2 separate regions of the Homo sapiens genome follow, and region 1 is linked to region 2. A link is a loop called in an ENCODE intact Hi-C map of the cell type or tissue named here. Cell type or tissue: heart left ventricle. All regions are shown on one strand.

The links. Peaks named below come from ENCODE experiments on the same cell type or tissue, not always from the same donor. Only the 100,000 strongest peaks of a DNase experiment are listed, where the experiment ranks them.
Region 1: a loop joins it to region 2, with 2.2 times the contacts of the local background. A loop is called at or near these places in 2 of 110 quality-filtered maps.

Annotation. Positions count from the first base shown.
Region 1 is chr2:217,073,235-217,078,234 of GRCh38, forward strand. No RefSeq gene overlaps it. Among named protein-coding and RNA genes, the nearest start is that of TESHL, 200 kb to the left of the region's middle. In heart left ventricle, no CTCF peak of the experiment used is centred here; a DNase peak (open chromatin) is centred at 2,187; H3K27ac peaks cover 1,922 bases.
Region 2 is chr2:217,271,983-217,276,982 of GRCh38, forward strand. No RefSeq gene overlaps it. Among named protein-coding and RNA genes, the nearest start is that of DIRC3-AS1, 8.2 kb to the right of the region's middle. In heart left ventricle, no CTCF peak of the experiment used is centred here; no DNase peak of the experiment used is centred here.

The sequences.
Region 1 (5,000 bases), 200 kb before region 2:
AACCTAGGAAGAAGTTACTTAAATTTCAGCACATGCTATATAGTTTTCAGGATTAGTCCCTCTCTAGGTATTCATCTGGGGCTGGCGCCTCCTTGGCTGGCAGGGGCTGGTGATCGGGACTCCCCAGCGAGACAGATTGCACCCAGAGCAGTGAGGCCCCGAGCGCTTCCTGGAGCCTGGGGAAGATGGCATTCATTTTTAAAGTCCATTTATTGTGCAGTTGTTGAAAGTGGGACACAGAAATTTGGACTGATATGCCTAGGCCACATGACTACTGATTGGGCCAGGGTAAATGCAGTCTTTTTGTTGATGGAGAAGGTCTTTTCTGGGCCCAGCACAAAGCAATGGATCTTCAGTCTTAAGAAATGCATTGAAAACCATCCTTGTGCAGTTTGGGGTCCCTGGTAGGCCAAGAGCTGGAAAGGCCCTTAGACTCTGAGTGCTGTAGCCCCCCTTCTAGGTGATGGTCAAAACTTGAAAACGGCTCTAGACTCTGGACAGAAATGCATGAGAATTGAGTGTTCAAAGCTTGGTGCTTTGACTTCTTTTAACTTTCTGTAGACTGAAATATGAATAAGAGGAAGGCATGAGGCCCCTCTCAGTTTATGGAGCCATAGCTCCAAACCTCCCACTTTCCAACCCAGCAACCCTGTGTGTCCTAGGAATTGTAGCGGGTGTCCCAGAATGCAAAAATCACTCTGCTAGAACTGGAAAAGGAGACGCCTGCCTTTTCTAGCACGATCTTTAGTAAATAGATTCAGGAAATGTGGGTCCTGGTCAGAGCTGGTGCCACAAGCTGAGTGCCTTCAGGCAGCAGACTTAGCCTCTTCAAGTCCAATCTCATCAGTAGTATCAGGGGGCTGAGATGGATGATCTCTAAGCAACCTTCCAACCACAGTGTTTTATAATTCTGTGTTCTGTGACCCATGTCTTCCTTGGAGGGCTCTTCAATCATGATCCCTATTACTATTGCCTTTGTTCGTATTAATAATAGCTTTCAATTATTATTCCTCAGATCATTCTTGGAGCACACATATCATAACTGGAGCACACAATAATGACAAGGACAGAAGCCAAGCATGTCATAAGCAGCCATTGTTGAAACAGATATGCTGCAGGGGCTGGAGTGACAATCGCTAAATGTCCCCCCACCACACACACACACACACACACACACACACACACACACCTGCCCCTGGCAGGCCCAGCCTCAGGGCTCAGCCAGGTGACTTTTTCTTCTGGGTCATTAGGAGTCTGGGGTGAGCCCAGGCTACAGGAGGAAGGCATTACTTTGTCATTTTGGGAAAAAGGGTCACGTGTCCTACTTTTGCAGATGACAGCTCATTTTAACTTTACACTTGCATGCTGGTTTGGGAGGACTTTGAAGAGGCAGCATTGAGTAGTGGTTAAGAAAAACACAAGCTCTAGAGGAATGTAGGATTTTTTGTGTCCCAGCTCTTCCACTTGATAAGCTTTGCATCATGGGAGAAGTTACTTAATTCTCTGTGTCTCAGTTTTCTCATCTGTAAAATGGGGATAATCCCAGGTCCTCCTCCTCAGTGGTTTAAGGATGGAGTGAGTGAACGTATGTTAGAGCAAGGCCTGGCTCACTGTGAGAACATAAGTCATATTAGCTATTGTGATGGTCTTCTTAACCGCCTTCTTACAGAAATAATAGAACTGAGGCCCAGAAAGACAGAGAGAGAAAAAATAGCTTGACTGAGCACATGGCCAGTGGTGACAAAGTTGGAAACACTTCAGCTTCCTGATTCAGTGCTGGCTTTGAGGGCAGTGCTCTCTCCCTGAGCTTCCCACAATATATTCCAAAGGCCCCTTCTAAGCATATGTCTTCTACATCAGCACTCACCACTATCAGCAGGACTGACCTCCCCAGTGTTTCCCACACACACCCAGCATTCTTCCGTCCCATCTCTACCTTGGGATTTCCTTCCTGCTTTTCTCTACCCTGTTCAGGGAACACGTCCAACCAGCCTTCCTCCGCGGACACTGCCCAGACTTCTCCATGGGCACTTCCTAGCCCCCTCTGATATGCAGCCCTCTCTGAATCCCTTAGTTCCTTAGTGTCTGTGCTGTGGAAATCCTCCTATTTGACCTTGTAGTGTGAGTCATCTTTGCATGGTAAGTACCACGTAGTCCCTGCTGTCAGGACCTTTGTGGGGCCCAGCCAAGTGCTAAGGCTCATTTGGGCCTTAGCACATGTTGACTTGCACCTTCTCTTGCTGGCAGCCCCCGTCCTGGACTCCAAAGGACTCAGCAGTCCTGATTCTAATTCTGTCCTAATTCTCCCCTCCCTCTCCTGCAAATCGAGCTGAGTGGTGGTGGAGTCTACTTCTCTGCTCTCTTTCTTACACTGAAAGCCACCACAGCTCACTGCCTTTGGTGTGTTCAGATAGGGATTACAGCCCCAAATACAGCAGCTTGTTTCCTGATGAAAACCCAGCCAAGCAGCTGGATTGAGTGCCTGAATAAAGACTCAACCCCAATTAAGGAAGAGCTGGGAATCGCTGCAATTCTGAGACAGCGCAGTTATCATAAGCCCTTCTAAGAGAAACCATTTAAGATAGGGTCGGAATTAAAATAGTTTCCCCGGCACACAATTATGTACTGACTCTTTCTGAGGGAGTCGTTTAGGGAGCAAAGAATGGAGTTTTCATTTTAACTGCTCTTTCTCAATTGCACAAGACAGTTTTCGAACTCTTCTCCTTAAAATTGTGTTTCTATCATGGCCTCTCTCACGACGGTTCGCAACATCTAGTTTGTTTCCCACTCATAGAAATATTGCACATACATTTTAGTTTTGTGAGAAATTATATTCTTAGGGAAAGGCAGGTTGTGTGAGTAGATTTATTTCAGTATATCAAAAATATGATGCTTTTTTTTTAAGTGGTGAATTTGTGAGCAGACCTCAGAGCAGATGCTGGAGGTCCCCTGATGGTCATTCCACATTCTACTCCCCAGTGTTCCCGGCTGCTCAGTGCCCTTAGTGAGTCCCTTAATCGCTTTAGGATCTCATTCCCTCATCAGTAAATGAGGTGCTGACACCTGCTCTTCTGATTTCCCAAAGCAACTATAAAAATAAAATGAAATAAAGCATAAAACACTAGGCAGAATATAAATCACAATTGCGACTTCAAACTCTTATGTCTAGAATGCCCTGCCTTCACCTTGCAGGACCACTCTGCAGAGGAAATCTGAGACATTGGTTCTATTGCCCTGTTTCTCTTCAGTCCTTGGACCTGCCCACCTGCATAGCTTTCTTCTGATCTCTCCCTACCATTGCTGATACAGGTTTGTGACCTGCCACCACTGGGTGAAATCATTTATTTCTCCCCACATTCTTTGCCATGCATTTGCAATGTTTTTCCATTTGATTTTGGGGGCTTTGAGTCTCACTATTTTGCCCTCTCATTCCTCGCCCCCCCCCCCCACTTTCAGAAAGACTTTTCCTAGGAACTTTTTCATTTATGGGCTGGTTGGTTTCATTTCCTCTGACATGCCTCTTTCCTCAATAGGTTCTTGTTATCTCAGCTGCTTGGGATATTTGTGTTACATCCCTGTCCCAGCTCCGGCTCCACCTGCCTCCTTTCCTCTCCCACGCTGAGGAGAGCCCACATTTTATGCTGTTGGTGACAGGTCCCAGCCAAGGCTCGGCAGTCTCAGCCTCTTCCTCCCTGGGCCTCAATCCTGGGGACGCCACCAGGAAGGAAGGGGTTAATCTTTGGCCTTCCCTCCATCTTCTTTCTAGTTCAACCTGTCAGTGTGCTGGGAGAGAAACCAGGCCATTGCCAGCATAACACATAAAATAAAACACCAGCCTGCTCCTTTCTCTGTGGATGATCAGGAGAGCTTTGGGGAACACCTATTCAGTGCCCTCATTTTCCAGTTGAGGAAGCAAAGACAAGAGGTGAAATGACCGGCCTGAGGTCACTGTGACTTTGAGCATCCTACTGTGCCAGTCCTGTGCTGGGTACCAGCTATCAAAGATGATTAAGATATTGCTCCTGTCCTAAGCTGTTCAAGTCAGAAGATAAAGAAGCATGTATTGATTGTATTTACTGGAAAAGCATCTATCTGCTAATTGATTAGACCCCTCCCATGTTTTCCTTTTAATTAAAATTTCCTTCTTTCCAAAAGCAATCCACCACCTCCTTGGAGGTCTAGCTCCCAACCAATTCATGTCCTTCCCGCCTCCAGACTGCTCTATTCCCTTGTTCCCCACTTCCCTTTACGGTTTGTGAATATCCCCGGCTGGGACGTGTAGCTGGAAAAGACACCCTCTTCTCTGCTCACTTCAAGGCCTGAAGGCCCTTTCTCCACTTAGGATGATCAAGGGCAGTTCTCAACATGTTTGATTAGCTCAGAACCTCTGGCAGTGAAAAGGAGCCTTTTCTTTCAAAAAAGATTTGGCCTCCTTGTTTTATAATGTCTACCCTGTTATCATGAATTGCTTGGAAGGACCAAGGGGTACCATGAGTTACTGGGGAAGCCCCTCTTTGTTCTGCTTTTTCATTTCCTGAGCCCTCATTCTCCAGGAGACAGTGGCACGGAGGGATGAAGAGAGGCAGGAGCACAGCTGTCCCTAGGGAGGTGGGGAAATGAGTAGGAAAATACCTAATGAGCAATCATTCAGCACATATCTTGGGAAAGTCATATCAATGATCTGTTTTCACTGCCTAGTAAACCACTCCAAAACTTAGTGACTTGAAACAATGACTTTATTACTTATTGTTTCATGGATCAGGAATTTGGGCAAGGTTCAGTGGGATGGCTTATCTCTGTCCCACATGGTGCTCCTTGGGATGGCCCATCTGGGACTAGAAGATAAAATGGGTCAATTACATGTTTGGGGCTTTGGTGTTGGCTATGGGCTTAGGTATCTCAGTTCTCCATGTGGCCTCTTTTCCCAACAGCACAGACTGAGCTTCTTTATCTGATGGTTGAGTTTAGAAGGAAAAGCTTCAATGTGCAAGTGCTTACTA
Region 2 (5,000 bases):
AAGGCTTCCTGCATCACCAGCCAAGAACCCAACCCAATGAGTGAGTGAAGAGCCAGAAAGACCAGACTGGTGCACACAGGGACATTGGCTAATTTTAGATCCAGGGACTGGGTGGGGACCAGATATGAGGGTGGGGATCTTGGATGGAGGCCACTTGAAGATTGAAGGCTAAATGTTGGGGCCTAAGACTCTCCAAGAACGTGCAGGAGAAAGACTTTGTGGGTCCCATGGAGCAGACATAAATAGGGGGTGCAGTGATGGACACAGGAGTGTGAAAGTCTCCTGAGAAAAGTGGAAAAGGCCTTTTCAGTCTAGTAAGTTGATATATTAACTCACACCAATCTTTTCCTCCATTTCAGAAGCAGAATTTCCTTCATTTGCATAGCCCTTTTTACACTGATCCTTTTAAGACTGGAAGGCGATTGTTACTTGATAAACTCAAAGAATTGAGGACAACAGACAGATGACAGACAGAATAAAAATGAACACAAGTGATGACCACACCATTCAGAATCATAGGTTGCCACTCATCCTTCCAGGCAAAGTTGACTGTAAAATATAAGATTGACTCTTCTTTTAGTATTTTGAATTTTTTTCCGTATCATTTTAACTGGGAGATTTGCTTGATTAAAATTTTCAAAGAGGATTTCAAAGCAGTATCCAGAACCTCTGAAAGCTGGTCTCATGGCTGAGGTGTGAGTGGAACATATTATTCTTCCGTTCCCTCACTTGGAAGCAGCAGTTGAAAATATTTAGGTTTTTTACTTCTAATTTCCACACCATGAAAACCCAGAGGCATGTTCTGATAGATGGCCAACTGGCACTTTTATAATTTTTAAAAGAGCTGACAATTAAAAAGATGTGGGATGGGGGAAAATAAAGAGAATTCCTCCCTAAAAAAGTAAACAAGTACTAATTTTTTTATTATTTGGGTGATCAGTGCTAATCAGATTGACTTTATTTGGAGGCCCTGAGAACCACATGGTACCAAAAATCCAGACTCAGAATAATGCCATGTGTGAGATACTGAGCTAAGCTTGAGAAACTAGATCCACTTCTGTTTGGAGAGGAGGTGAAGAGGGGGATGAGGAGGAGGAAAGCCCGATTTTTCCTTTGTTTCCTTTTGAAATAAAGCAAGAAAGTGCTGAAACACCCTTCTTAGGCTGGTGGGAAATCAAGGCTAACTGATCCCAGGTGGATTAAGTAGCCAGCGAGTCCAGGAAATGTCTAGTCCAGTGACCTTCTGACAGGTAGGGGGTTGGGAGCTGGCTATGCCCACCTCAGGACCTTCAGGAATCCCACACCTGCCCTCTGAGGTGCTGCTGCCTTGACCGACCTTTTCACACCCAGAGCCAAGAATTACAGCCTGTCTGAGCTCACCTCTCTGTGACCTCCCAGTCCTACTCCTTTACCCGGAGACACATCTGGGGCCCAGCTGAGCTCAGATGTTGGAAGGGCTTATCACACCCATCCTCCTCCAACTGCCCCAGGTGCCCAGGGAAAAGTGATCACCAAGGCAACAAAGGGACCTCCTGCGACCTTGGGTCACCCTCTGAGATGAACATTTGGGGAATGAGGTTAAGGGATCCTGGACCAGCACGCTTTTCCAAAAGGACACTGCTCATCCACCTCTGTAGGACTTACTGGGCCATCCTGACCGCACCACCCAGTGAATCCCACTAGAAAGCAGGTCCATACAGAGCAGAGGCCTTTTCTATTAGGTTGGTGCAAAGGTAATTTCAGTTCTTGCCATTTTTTTTTTAACAGCAACCTAATACTTCAAACTGCATTTCCACTGCCCTGCACAATGCCTGGCACAAGTGGGAATGTAGCACATGCTTGTTAAATGAATGCAGGAATGAATGAAGGAGGCTCCATGGGCCCCAATCTTCCTGACAATGTACTGTGCTCCAGAACCTATGGCCTTTTTTCTTTACCTCTCACCCTTCTTTTCTTGATCTATGCCTTCCTTTTCAAGGGCCCTTTCTCTCAGTTTCATAACACTTGGAAGGCACTCAGAGCCCATTTAAAATCAACGTGACGATGCACAGGACCATACTTATTCCCAGTTGCATTAATTTCCTTAGGCAGCCATAACAAAACACCACACACAAGGGACCTTAAACAACAGAAATGTGTTTTCTCACAGTTGTGAAGGCTGGAAGGAAGCCCAGGATCAAGGTATCAGCAGGGTTAGGTTCTGCTGACCTCTCTCCTTGGTTCATAAATAGCCACCTCTGGCTATGTCCTAACATGGCCTTTTCTCTGTACATGTGTAGAGAGAGAAAAAGAGAGAGAGGGAGTATGAATCTCTGGTATCTTTTCCTCTTGCTGTAAGGACATCAGTCCCATGGGATTAGGGCTCCATTCTTATGACCTCATTTAACTTTTTAAAATTACCCCATTAAAGGCCCTATTTTTTATTATAACCCCTTTGAGGATTATAGCTTCAACCTATGGATTTTGGGGGGATACCACTAAGTTCATAACATCAGGCAAAAGGAGTTCTCTGATGGGTCCCACAATCTGGAGGTACCACTCTGGCCCTCCTCTGGTCATGCCCTTCCCCAGAGCATGAGCAACCTACCAGATTATAGGGTCATGTCCATCCAGAGCTGGCGCTCCACCTTCTAGACTATATTCTGGGTACATGGTACCCCAAAATTCCTTTCCCAAGGAAGGACCCTGCCTCCCACTCAGTGGGTGGCCATGGAGCAGCTATTTCAGGGGAGCCAAAACAGAGCTTGGAATGTGAGCCAGTTTGTCTACACATGAGCCTGCCAGGCCCTCCATGACGTGGGAAGATGCCTGGGGAGGAAAAAGAGAGGGGGTAACCCAGGATCATGGGGCCGGAGGCTGGGACTACAGCCAGCTTACCACAAGCCACCATATTGTGGCAGGAGGACAGTACATATTTATTTAATACTTCCTTAGCTTCCTATAGAGCTTTTACATATTTAGACGTGATAGATGGGCCTCCTTTTGTACTCCTCCCCTGGGCACAGTAAATGTTACACATGGGCTCGACCTACATTCTGGTTTGTCCTAGGACAATCCGAGTTTATGCCTGATGTCCTACAGTATTATTAATACCATCACACTTTCATTTTCAATGTCCTGTTTGGGGACAATAAATTGTGTGCTCTGCTCAGCTATAAGATACAACATTAACACAGAAGTTGGGGAACCGACCGAGAAGAGGTTGATCTAGAATAATGAAATAGTTGTTAACCCACCCCTGAGCTGGCTGCAGGATGTACGAGATGTACAAGACACGCTTCCTCCCCAAGGAGTTTGTTGATTATGTCTAGGGCACCAGACTCACACTTTGCTTTCTCTAGAGAACAATGCAGGAAAGTGCACAGATGTAGTTGAGTACTTAATTAATCAGGGCCCAAATATACGGTGTGGATAGTGAAAGGAATATGACTGTCTGCAGAATTCTCCAAACTAGGGCTTCTTAGGCTGGAGCACATAAAATGGAAAACTAGTTCAACAGAAAGAATAGTAATACAAAAGGAATAGAAATCTTTCTGTACATATAAAACAATAAACAAAAGAAGCCCATGAAACTCCCTTAATGCCTCTCACAGCCCCCTGGGTTAAGGACTGAGCAAAGGTTTGAGGCATTTTCTTTTTCTGCATCCAAGTCCTTATTTTCAATTAACACTCTCATCACATCCCTTCCTGGGGACAGGAGCCTGAGGAAGCTTGAACAGGTAGGGACCATCTGGACCAGCTGCACTGGCTGTAGTCTGGTTGTTTTAAATCTCACCTTGCTCCTTCCCTCTGGTCCCTCAACTCCCTTCTCCAGATGCTCAGGCCTATATGTCTTGATCTCATGAAAGCTCTGAAGCTCTGTGACCTTTTCTGACAACTTACTCTCTGTGCTGATTTTCTTTTGCGTAAAGCACCTGCCATATGGACACATCTTCCTAGTTACCCTCTCATCTGTGAGAGTCCACTGGATTGGAGTACCACAGTTAGGTTCACAACCCTGAGTCTGTACGGAGTCTCTGAGGTCATTACCTCTCTCTTTGTGCCAGTATAAGGGATGGTTTTTTAATTGAGATCTTTATTAATTTTCACATGTAACTTTTACACAATAGATAATATATCCCCACAGAATAATATTCAGAATATACAAAAGGGAATACTGTAAAAAGCCTTATGTATTCAGTTCCTTTCTAGTTTTGCGTATTTTTTCCAGAGAGGTTTATTTTCTGTCTCTTATTATTCCTTTTAAAAAATACAAGAGCGAATATGCAAAGCATATTGCTCTACACTGGCTTTTGTTTTAAGTAAACCTTCTGTTTTAGAATAGCTTTAAATTTATAAAAAATTGCAAAAGTAGAATAGAGAGTTCCTATTAACCCCCTACACACACACACACACACACACACACCACGTTCCTCTAATAATAATAGCTTAACATTAGTAAGGTGCATTTGTTGCAATTAATAAGCCAATATTGACACATTATATTTAATGAAAGTTTGTACTTTACTCAGATGTTCTTTGTATTTACCTCATGTCATTTTCCTGTTGCAAGATTACTTCCACAACACTACAGTTCATTTAGTTGTTGCGTCTCCTTAGGAGTCTCTCGGCTCTAACAGTTTATCAGATTTTCCTTGTTTTTGATGACCTTGACAAATTTGAGGAATGCTGTCAGGTATTTTGTAGAATGCTCCTTGGCTGGGATTGTCCTGAGGTTTTCACACCGTTAGACTAAGGTTATGGGTTCACACAGAGGTAAACTGCCATTTTTCGTATCAAAGGTACATGCTGTCAGTATGACTTACCACTGGATATTAACCTTGATCACCTGACTGAAGGTGTTTGCTAGGTTTCTTCACTATGAAGTTACTTTTTTTTCTCTCTTTGCACACTCTTTGGAAGGAAGGCACTAGGTACAGTCTACACTTCAGAAGTGGGATTTATGCTCTATCTCCTTAAGAATAACTGCACAAATTATTTGAAAACTTTTTGCATAAGAG